2 separate regions of the Homo sapiens genome follow, and region 2 is linked to region 1. A link is a contact called in ENCODE Hi-C or POLR2A ChIA-PET data. All regions are on one chromosome and are shown on one strand. Each heading gives the region's core, a stretch centred on a gene start or an enhancer-like site at or near the end of the contact. The rest is flanking DNA. Distances are from core to core; before and after follow the strand shown.

The links. Hi-C counts contacts between places; a loop is a spot of excess contacts on that map. ChIA-PET counts read pairs that join two places held with the same protein, here RNA polymerase II (POLR2A). Pooled maps may share reads with other maps.
Region 2: a loop to region 1 is called in a map of naive thymus-derived CD4-positive, alpha-beta T cell, with 13 times the contacts of the local background. The contact joins the enhancer-like site here to the promoter of NEU3 in region 1. A Hi-C loop is called at or near these places in 1 of 168 maps with a recorded cell type or tissue (naive thymus-derived CD4-positive, alpha-beta T cell) and 9 of 50 pooled maps. POLR2A ChIA-PET finds 5 or more read pairs at or near these places in 6 of 52 experiments (HCT116, OCI-LY7, Panc1 and 3 more).

What each region holds. Positions count from the first base shown.
Region 1 is chr11:74,986,154-74,991,186 of GRCh38, forward strand. NEU3 (neuraminidase 3) reads left to right here and starts at 2,780. Exons shown (of 3, transcript NM_006656.6): 1 at 2,780-3,001. The coding sequence starts at 2,908. RefSeq lists enhancers at 2,530-2,579, 2,860-3,049.
Region 2 is chr11:75,141,084-75,146,116 of GRCh38, forward strand. No RefSeq gene overlaps it. Among named protein-coding and RNA genes, the nearest start is that of SLCO2B1, 7.5 kb to the right of the region's middle. RefSeq lists an enhancer at 1,509-2,708. Within about 2 kb of position 2,193, at least 15 of the 41 ENCODE cell types and tissues checked have a DNase peak (open chromatin) inside an H3K27ac peak, as active enhancers do; they include HCT116 and OCI-LY7, where a contact is called at or near this core.

The DNA.
Region 1 (5,033 bases), core at 1,530-4,029:
ATACCTGTAGCTACAATTTATTCTATTTCACTGCTGTATACTGTTAAACATGACAGTTTATTTACCCTATTAATGGACATTTAGGTCTTTTATAATTTTTCACTATTAAACATTTGCTGCTATGAGCATTCTTGTATGGACACATCTAATACAGGTAGTGGGATTCCTTGGTGGGAGAGGATATACATTTTTACTTTTCTAGGTATTGCTAAATTTTCCTCTAAAGCGACTGTACCAATTTACATTCCTTCTATTAATGAAGGAAATACAAGATTGGAATAATTGGGATAGTTGTGTTATCTTTGTGAATAGATTTTAAAATACTGATTTAGATTTTTAAATAGTTGTAAGACTTCACATTTTCCATATCTTAGTTTGGTAACTTTTTCTAAAACTGTATTAACTTTATCTAGATTTTCAAACTTAAGGAATAAAGTTTGTTTAATATTTATTTCTCATCTCTGTTGTATCCCTGCATATAGTCTCCTTTTCATTAATATCATTTATAACTTTTAAAAATGAGTCTTGCCAGAGGGTTTGTCCGGTTTATTAGATATGTCAAGACTAATATTTGCTTTTGTCAGTCCCCTCTATTGTACTTTGCTTCTTGTTTCATTTATTCTGTTCTTATTTTCATCATTTCCTTTTCTACCTTTTTGGGATTTATTCTGTTCTTCCTTTTCTACATTCTTAAGTTAGATCCTTAACTCATTACTGTTTTGTTGTTCTTATCTCCTGGTATAGGGTCTTTATTTGAGTTCTCCCAGAGGCAAGTTCTGAGACCAGGACCTGAGGGCAATAGTATATGTGAGAGATGCAGGGAGTGCCATAATGAGGTGGGAAAGTAGGAAGGGAAGAAAAGGTGAGCAATAAGGGTGTAGCTTTTAGTAGCTATTGATAATTGCTGTCTAGATTCATTAAATTCATTTTGTCATTAAAGGACAAAATGATGAAATTCTATCATTCATTTGGCATTGGTCAGTTAATTATTTTATGAAGGAGAACTTTTCCCCATCAACTATTTAGTTACCCAGAAATAGGGTTTGTACAGGAAAGGCAGAATAAAAAGCTGCTTTCCTTAGCAAACTCTGAGGTGACCAAAGTGACATTTTTCTCCATATGTCGATATGAACTTTCTTTGCAGTCCTTGTTCTTTTTGATGTTCTAATTTTTCCATATTTGGCCAGTGGAATCACCTTCAAATTGATTCTTACCTTCTTTTGACATGACCTGAAATAGTCTTTTATGGCTTTCTTGCTTTCTGTTAAGATGTTCTAGGCTAATCTTATAAATTTTCTTCCCTGCACCTAAAATCAGCCATTTTTTTCATGGAACCCTGGTTCCTTTGGGGACAAAATAGTATTTTAAGACCCATTATTGCCAGGCGCGGTGGCTCACGCCTGTAATCCCAGCACTTTGGTAGGCCGAGGCGGGCGGATCACGAGGTCAGGAGATCGAGATCATCCTGGCTAACATGGTGAAACCCCGTCTCTATAAAAAATACAAAAAATTAGCCGGGCGTGGTGGTGGGCGCCTGTAGTCCCAGCTACTCGGGAGGCTGAGGCAGGAGAATGGCGTGAACCCGGGAGGCGGAGCTTGCAGTGAGCCAAGATGACGCCACTGCACTCCAGCCTGGGCGGCAGAGACACACTCCATCTCAAAAAATAAAAATAAAAATAAAAAAGACCCATTATTTGGGCTTATTACGATGAGTTGGTCTCTGGTTCTAGGCCTTTTTTTTTTTCTTTTTTTTTTTTTTTTTTTTAGAAAAATACAGCAGGTTGTATTGAGGTTGGCACCTATGTTCTTTCAAAGAACCCTCATCATTTTGTGAGTTCTTTCCTTGTGGCACCACGATGTTCCAGGCTCATCTTGTATGTTCCCTGCCTCAGCACAGGATTTTTTTTAATGAGAAAAATATCACGAATTCAAATTTACAGAAGCTTTACATTTTTATGTCCTCTAAGTTAGCAGTCTGTCTTTCCTTTTATTGGCGTTTGTAAAATTTCTTCTTTTTAAAATTGTTATATTTTAGAGACAGGGTCTCGCTCTGTCACCCAGGCTGGAGTGCAGTGGTGCAATCACAGCTCACCACAGCCTCCAACTCCTGGGCTCAAGGCATCCTCCCACGTAGGCCTTCCAAAGCGCTGAGATTGTAGGCATAAGCCACCAGGCCCAGCCTATTACCTTTACGTTGTACTTAGTCCCAGATAAAAAATGACCTTAGATCAGTCCTTTCCTCTTTGGCTGGGGAGAGGGGGGCTTAAATTCCGGTACTGTGAAACAGAAGAATGGACTCAGTGCTATGTGACAAATCTATGTATGTAAATGTGTGTATATACACACACATAAATTATATATATGAATATATTTTCATTTTCATATTTTGCAAGGAGAGTAGCCAATGCTCTGGACCTCTGGTCCTTTTTGTAGGGTACCCTCTGAGGCCGGGAACCTTTGCTCAACTCTCAGGCTGTCCAGGGAAGCTTTAGGCGGTGATACCGAGCTACAGACCAATATAAGAGCTCGGGGCTGTGGCACTGAAGAGAGGAGGCGGCCGTTGGGAACTGAGGTGGGCCCAGGGCTTGAGCTGAGTTGGCGAGGGTGGAGGTGGTGCCGGTCCCACGCCGTGGTGGGGACCGAGCTGCGGGCTGGAGGGAGGGGCAGCGCCGAGGGGGCGGGACGGGGAGGGCTCGCGGAGTAGGCCAACGGTTGGCCCCAACCGCCACTGACTACAGCCTGCGCCCGCCTCTTTTCGTTGCCGTTACCTGTTTCCGGCAGTCGACACGCTCTTCGCTTCTCGGGGCTTGTCTCCGTGTCCTCCGTCTCAGTTGTTTCTCCCTCTCTATCCTCCTCTGTCTCAGTCTCCCCAGCCTTGGGGCCGGTGCCTCTTCCGGGCTTCGGCGAATGAGACCTGCGGACCTGCCCCCGCGCCCCATGGAAGAATCCCCGGCGTCCAGCTCTGCCCCGACAGAGACGGAGGAGCCGGGGTCCAGTGCAGGTGAGCGGGGTTGGGAGACAGGAGAGCTCCCCGAGGAGGACTCAACTGTGGGGACAGGTTGAGCAAGACCATCTGCGTTTGGGAAATCCAGCCTTGGATTATTGAGACAGAGCCACCTAGTCGGCTAGGATCTGACCTGGCCAGAGAATTCTTGGCTAGTCCTATTTTTATTCGTTCTCACAGAAGCCGAACTTAAACCTCAGAATTATCACTCCAGAGATGAAAGGGAACTGAGACTGGAAAAGCCCTGCTTACCAAAGGTCTCTGGGCGGCAGAAAGAGCCCTGAGCTTCAGTTTCAACTTAGGAGACCTGGGTCTTGGTCCAGATTTTACTGTGGAGTGGCGTTCAGTAAGCTTTGTCCCCATCCCGGGCCCGAGTTTTCCCATCTATACCATGAGAGGGTTTAGACTACAGATCTTCAAAGGTCTGGCACGTGGTAGGTGCTCCTTAAATATTACTTGTTAGGAGTGAATAAATGAGATAGGAAGGCCTCCTGGGATTCACTGGAGGCTCATTGGGTTAGTTGGAGGCTGTGGAATTACATTATTATAGTCTGAGAAGTAGGCGGTATTATCTCCATTTTATAAGTGAGGAAACTGAAGCTCAGAAGTAAAGTGACTTGCTAGTAAGTGTCAAAGATAAGTCAGACTTCAGAGTCCATGCTAGGCTATACTCTCTCCCAGTAAGAAAGCGGGAAGGACTTGATGGGAAAGTGATTATATCGAGCAGCAAGTAATCATTTGAATTCTCTGCTTAAATGAACCCCAGAGCAGGCCCATATCTGATTATTTTCTATCCCGTTTCCAGCACCTGATTTGTGTGAAACGTTTTGGGTGGCAATGCCAGAATCACCATCTATATTACTTCTGTCATCAACACGATCAGCATAATTACAAAAATTAATGGCTCTAATTGTTATAGTGATAATAAAGCATAAATGAAATTGTGAGGACATCAAAATTTATAATTAAAGACACCTATTAAAACAGCAGTTTAAAATTTATAAAACACTTTTGAGTGGTTCTTCATATTGATCTGCTTAGGTAGGTATTATTATCCATAGTTTACAAGCAAGGAATCCAAGACCTAGAGGTTGAGTAACCATCAAAACGTCATGCAGCAAGAAATGGAGCTGAGACTTGAATCCAGCCCATGTGACAAGTTGTGCTTCTCCTTTGGTGATTATTTCCCTATTTCCTCTCCATTTCCTTTTTTTTTTGAGATGGAGTCTTGCTGTGTCACCCAAGCTGGAGTGCAGTGGTGCAGTCTCGGCTCACTGCAACCTCCGTCTCCTGGTTTCAAGTGATTCTCCTGCCTCAGCCTCCCGAATAGCTGGGATTACAGGTGGATGCCACCATGCCTGGCCAATTTTTTTTGTATTTTTAGTAGAGATGGGGTGTCACCATGTTGGCCAGGGTGGTCTCGAACTCCTGACCTCAAGTGATCTGCCCACCTCAGCCTCCCAGAGTGGTGGGAATATAGGCATGAGCCACCGCACCCAGCCTCTTCCTTTCCTGTTCTGAGCCCTAACCCGCTCCATGCCTATCCTGTGCTCCATTCTTCTTATCACCTGGAGAATTCCTGTTTAGATTTAACTAATAGTCACATGTTGACTGATGATAGTAGTGTTGGTTTAACTTGTAATTAAGGTGTTAAGAGTTTAAAGTATGTTCTCTTTCAGCAATAAAGGGGGATTTAAATGTTTTTAAGAAAGGGAGTTGTAATTGTTATTATTGTCATTGTTATCCACAGGATTCAAGGAATAAAACTAGAATATACAGTAATTGGTAGTTTAAAAATAATAACTGTCATATATTGCACTCATACTATGTCATAGGCCTTGTAATAGCCACTGTAGTTAAGCATTTTATTTCTATCACCTACTCTGCTGAATTGTATAGGGGAGGATCCTGAAGCATAGAGAAGTTGAATAACATGCCCAAGGTCACATAGTCCTGGCCTGGTCCAAATCCTATGTTCTTAACCATTACACCAGCCTGGCTCAGAGACAGATTGTTTGCTTAGAACAAA
Region 2 (5,033 bases), core at 943-3,442, 150 kb after region 1:
CCTGGGTTGCCCCCATTCTTAGTCCAGTGTCTGAGAAGGGGAAGAAAAACTCCATTTGCATTGGAGCATTGGAGCAGCTCAGATGAGTGAACAGGAGGAAGGCTGCAGGCAGAGGAACTGGCTGATGGGAAGCTCCTCGAGTGAATGGCCAGCCTGCTCGATGCTGGTCAGCCAAGGACACGTGGAGAACTAGGGTATGACTGTGAGCACGTGTGTATTCTTTCAGGAGGAAGCAGGGAACACTTGGGTGGTGCTGGGAGGGATTGGAGGTCGTCCTTATCAGGTGAAGGATGGATCTGTGCTTATCCAGTGGTAAAAGGCAGGAAGGGCATTTGAGCTGAGGGAACTGTGCATATGCAGGCGCCAGGGATGAAAGTGCAAAAGGTAGGTTATAGGTGTGTGGTGATGAGCAGCAAATGTTAGGCTAAGAAATAGGCTTTGCTCTGAGGAGAATGGCTGGGCACAATAAGATTAGGGTTGGGAGCTGGGCAAGGTGTCTCACACCTGTAATCCCAGCACTTTGGGAGGCCATGGTGGGAGGATCACTTTAGCCCAGGAGTCTGAGACCAGCCTGGGCAACATAGCAAGACTCTGTCTCTACAAAAATAAAAATAAAAAAAATTAGCTGTGCATGGTGGTGCATGCCTGTGGTCCCGGCTACTTGGAAAGCTTGAGGTGGGAGGATTGCTTGTTTGAGGCTACAGTGAGCTAGGATGGCACCACTGCACTCCAGCCTGAATGACAGAGTAAGATCCTGTCTAAAAAAAAGATTAGTGTTTGGAAAGATGGCTCCAGTAGAATGTGGAGGATGGATTAGAACTAGGGAGACGGGAGTCACAGATGATTAAGGAGGCTGTGCAAGGGTTCTACAGGAACAAGGAGTGGTCTTTGAATTTAGGGAGAAGAGGGAATAAGACAGACAGAAATATGAAGGCAGAGTTGCCACACAGGCTGCAGGGATGGGGGCTGACTCTGAGGAGATGGGAGGGGCTCAGAACAGGGACCAGGGAGGGGCAGGTTTCCAGGCAAATGGTGAGCTCTCTGCTGAGCCGGAGCTGGGGTTCAAGCCCCTCCTGTTGTAGGAGGGAAACCTGAGATTTGACAAGGAAAGTAAAATGCCCAGGGTCAGTCAAAGGCAGCAGCTTAGTACTTGGATCATTCTGTATTCAACCTCATGGCTTAGGGACCAGTGGATAATGACTGAGTCCTCAAATTTGCCCTCTGAGACGGTTAAGTGCCATGGTTAGGGGCTTGGACTCTGGGGCCAGATTGTCTAGGTTAAGATCCTGATCTGCCTCTTACCAACTGTGTGACCTTGGCAGGTCTCTCTGTACCTCAGTTTCCTCATCTGTAAATTGGGGATTATAATAGGTTGTTTGGAGCATTAACTGAGCTGATACAAGTGCTTAGAACAGTGCTTGGCAAATAATGAGTGTTAGTCATGATCATTGCATCCATTTTGAAGAAGAAACTGAGGCTTAGAAAAATGAAGTATCTGCCCCATGCCACACAACTAATGTTGGCCGAGTTCCAGCCTAAGCTACTCCAAAGACTTGACTGGTTTGCTTAAGCTAACTGCTTGCCACCGCTGGCTCTTTCTGGAGGATGGTTGATGTCTTTAACTGAAAAGACTAGAGTCCCCAGCTGAAGGACTCTTAGGAGGAGATTCTGTGGCCCTCTAAGCGTCCTGTCTGGACCCAGCTCTGATTCTGACACCACCATTCAGCTTGTTTGCTGGAGAGATCCACTTGCTCCCCTGGCCAGAGAGCAGGCCAGAAACCAGGATCCATCAGGGAGGCCTGAGGCCTGGTCTCTCCCCTAGTTCCACCTAGGGGACAAAAAAAAGACATGCATTTAAATGAGGACAGTGCCACTTGGAAGGTGAGATGATTTTAGACGCGCATGCCAGGAACAGTTGGAGTGAGTGAATCTTGGAAGTGTGTGCACAGAATGTGGGGGGCGGATGATGTGTTGGGAGCATGATGTGAAAAGGAGAGAATCAAGCAAAACGCAAACTGTTGTGCTCTGAATAAGCAACACTGATGGAAGCAAGTTAGCCTGCTCCAGCCCCTCCTGAGAGAGCTGGCACACAGGCAAGTTAGGGTGTCCTACCCTGGTCCAGACACCAGAGAGAATCCACCTTGCCACGTGGTTCTTATGTGAGCCACTGCGGAGGCCCCGCCCAGCTGAGAAGCAGCTGCTTGTGTTCTGCTTCCTGCCTTCCCCATCCCTAGGCTCATAACCCAGCAGCAGAGGAAGTGACTCATCTTCCCAGATGAGATGGGCGGCATGCTTCCCCAGCAGCTCTCAGAAAATCTGCCCGAGCCACAGAAATGAAGCCGGGCAGCGGTAGGCTGTGGGTTTCTAGAGATCACTCCATGTGGTGCTGCTGCACTGACTTTCCAGAGCAGCTTCCTCAAGAGAAGAAAACAATCGTAACATTGCCTGAGTACCTATTACCCACCTGTAAGCACATGCAAAACACATTCAGTGATTAGTTCCATCCGTCAGATGAGAAAACAGAGGTGGAATGAAGAACACATGAATCTGAGTCTCCGTTTGGAAAGATGAGGGAGGTCTGGAGATGGATGGTGAGGATGGTTGTACAACAGTGTAGATGTACTTCATGCCACTGAATTTTACGTTAACATTTTATGTTATATATACTTTACAGTTTAAAAAAGTACTGCAGGCTGGGCACTCACGCCTGTAATCCCAGCACTTTGGGAGGCCATGATGGGCAGATCACCTGAGGTCATGAGTTCCAGACCAGCCTGGCCAACATGGTGAAACCTTGTCTCTACTAAAAATACAAAAATTAGCCAGGTGTGGTGGTGCACAGCTGTAGTCCCAGCTACTCAGGAGACTGAAGCAGGAGAATTGCTTGAACCCAGGAGGCAGAGGTTGCAGTGAGCCGAGATCATGCCACTGCACTCCAGCCTGGGTGACAGAGCAAGACTCTGTCTCAAAAAAAAAAAAAAAAACCGCAAACTAAGAATTAAATAACACAGCTACTAAGGGGGGAAGCCAGCAGTCACACCCGAGAAGTCCTACCCCAGCGCCTTCCTTGCTCTAAACACTCCTGTAATGTCTCATCTGCGAGTGAGGATAGTGACCTGCAGAAGATGTGATTGGACAGAGAGACAGGGGCCACTCAGTGTCAGGCTGAGAAGGATGGTCTCTCCTGGGGTTACTGAGAGCTGGGTCAGGGTTTTACACAGAAAGGGGCATGGTAGGATTTAAGGGTCAGAAAGTTCCCTCTGGCTTGCAAGAAGATGGGCTGGTGTGAAACTGGAGGTAGGAAAGAGGCCGGGGCATGGCCCAGACAAGAGCAGTGGTGGGCTAGGCCAGGACAGGGCTGCAGATTTGAGAGGCTCGTGAAGTGGAATGGACAGGTGGGGAACGCGGGCAGGCAATGACTGCCCTAGCTGGGTTTCTTCTGGCCCACCCAGTTCAGCCTCTGGACAGTGGTCCTTCAAGGTCCCCTCCCTGACTGAAGCCTCAGAGGAAAAGTCAGGGCACAGGCTTCCTCTCCAGCCCCCAGGGGGCAGTGTTGCAAAGTCTTTAGGGAGCAGGGCCCTTCTTCCAAATTATCCACGGCCTGGCAGGGGCTTGCTCCCATCGCGCATTTGCCACCCCCACTCACCCCATCCCCAACTCCCACCCTCGGCATCCCTCCCAGCCTTTGCTGCACCACCCCTCTCCCGTGTCCTCTCTCCAAGGAGACACATTAATAACTGTAATCCCACACTTGACACTTTAGGAAAACAGTGGCACAGCCATTAGCTCATGTGGGCCATGAGCAGAATGAGACTCCAAAAGACAGGGGCAGAGCAGAATGAGACTCTTCCCCCAACCCCCACCACCCCCATCCCCAACCACCATTAAAATTTTTTTTTTTTTTTTTTTTTTAGAGACAGGGTCTCGCTCTGCTGCCCAGGCTGGAGTACAGTGGTGCGATCATAGCTCACTGCAGCCTCCAACTCCTGGGCTCAAGGGATCCTCCCCACTTCAGCCTCCCCAGTAGCTGGGACCACAGGCATGTGCCACCACACCTGGCTAATTTTTAAATTTTTGGTAGAGACAGGGTCTCACTATGTTTCCCAGGCTTGCATCGAACTCCTGGCCTCAAGTAATCTTCCTGCCTCGGTCTCCCAAAGCACTGGGATTGTAGTCATGAGCCACTGCACCTGCACCCCCCACCCTCCACCATTTTATAATAAGGAAACTGAGGACCAGGCAGGGAATGAGACCTGACCAGCATGTCAGTGGCAGAGCCAGGGCTGGGGGCTGAAGGCCAGCCAGTGCCCAAGCTGGAGCCCTGCAGCACCTGTAGAACAACAGCTGTGAACCGTGGTCCCCCCGCCCACCTGCAGAGTCCCCATTTTTCTCCTGAGCTTCCTCCTACCTCAGGGGGCCTTCCTAGTGATTTATTCTCCTGGGTTGTCAGTGAGATCAGGCTGACCTGGCACGTACGTGTCATGATTTACTTCCTCCTCATCCTCTGCTTCCAGAATTATAAGAGTCATCACCATCACCATCACTGCTGTATTAATAATGGCTCATATCTGCTCAGCTCTCAGAATTTTGGAAGCACTAATCTATCCATCAGCTCATCCAAGCCATATGACAGCTCTGGGAAGGTGTTTTGCAGACAATGGCACTAAGGATCAGAGAGGGCAAGTGACCAGCCCCAGGTCACTGGGCGAGGCTGGGGGCGGTCTCCCAGGAGGAAGAAGCTGTACCACATACTTAGGAGAAGATCGGGCAAGATAACAGGGTTTAGGACAGTCCTGCCAGGAGGCTTCTTGTGTCAACTAAAACTAAAATCTAAGCCCCTCAATTCACTGAATGGACAACCCACCTCTTGGCCAAGGGGACCCCAGAGAAACCTTTAAAAACTGAGTTCTTGGCCATGAAGGGACAAGAGACACACCTCGTTTATCCTCCTCCCTTTTGTGGCTTAGACACTACACCTGAGCAGCATTAATGTTAAAACAGAGATCATAAGACTGACAGAATGGACTCTTTGT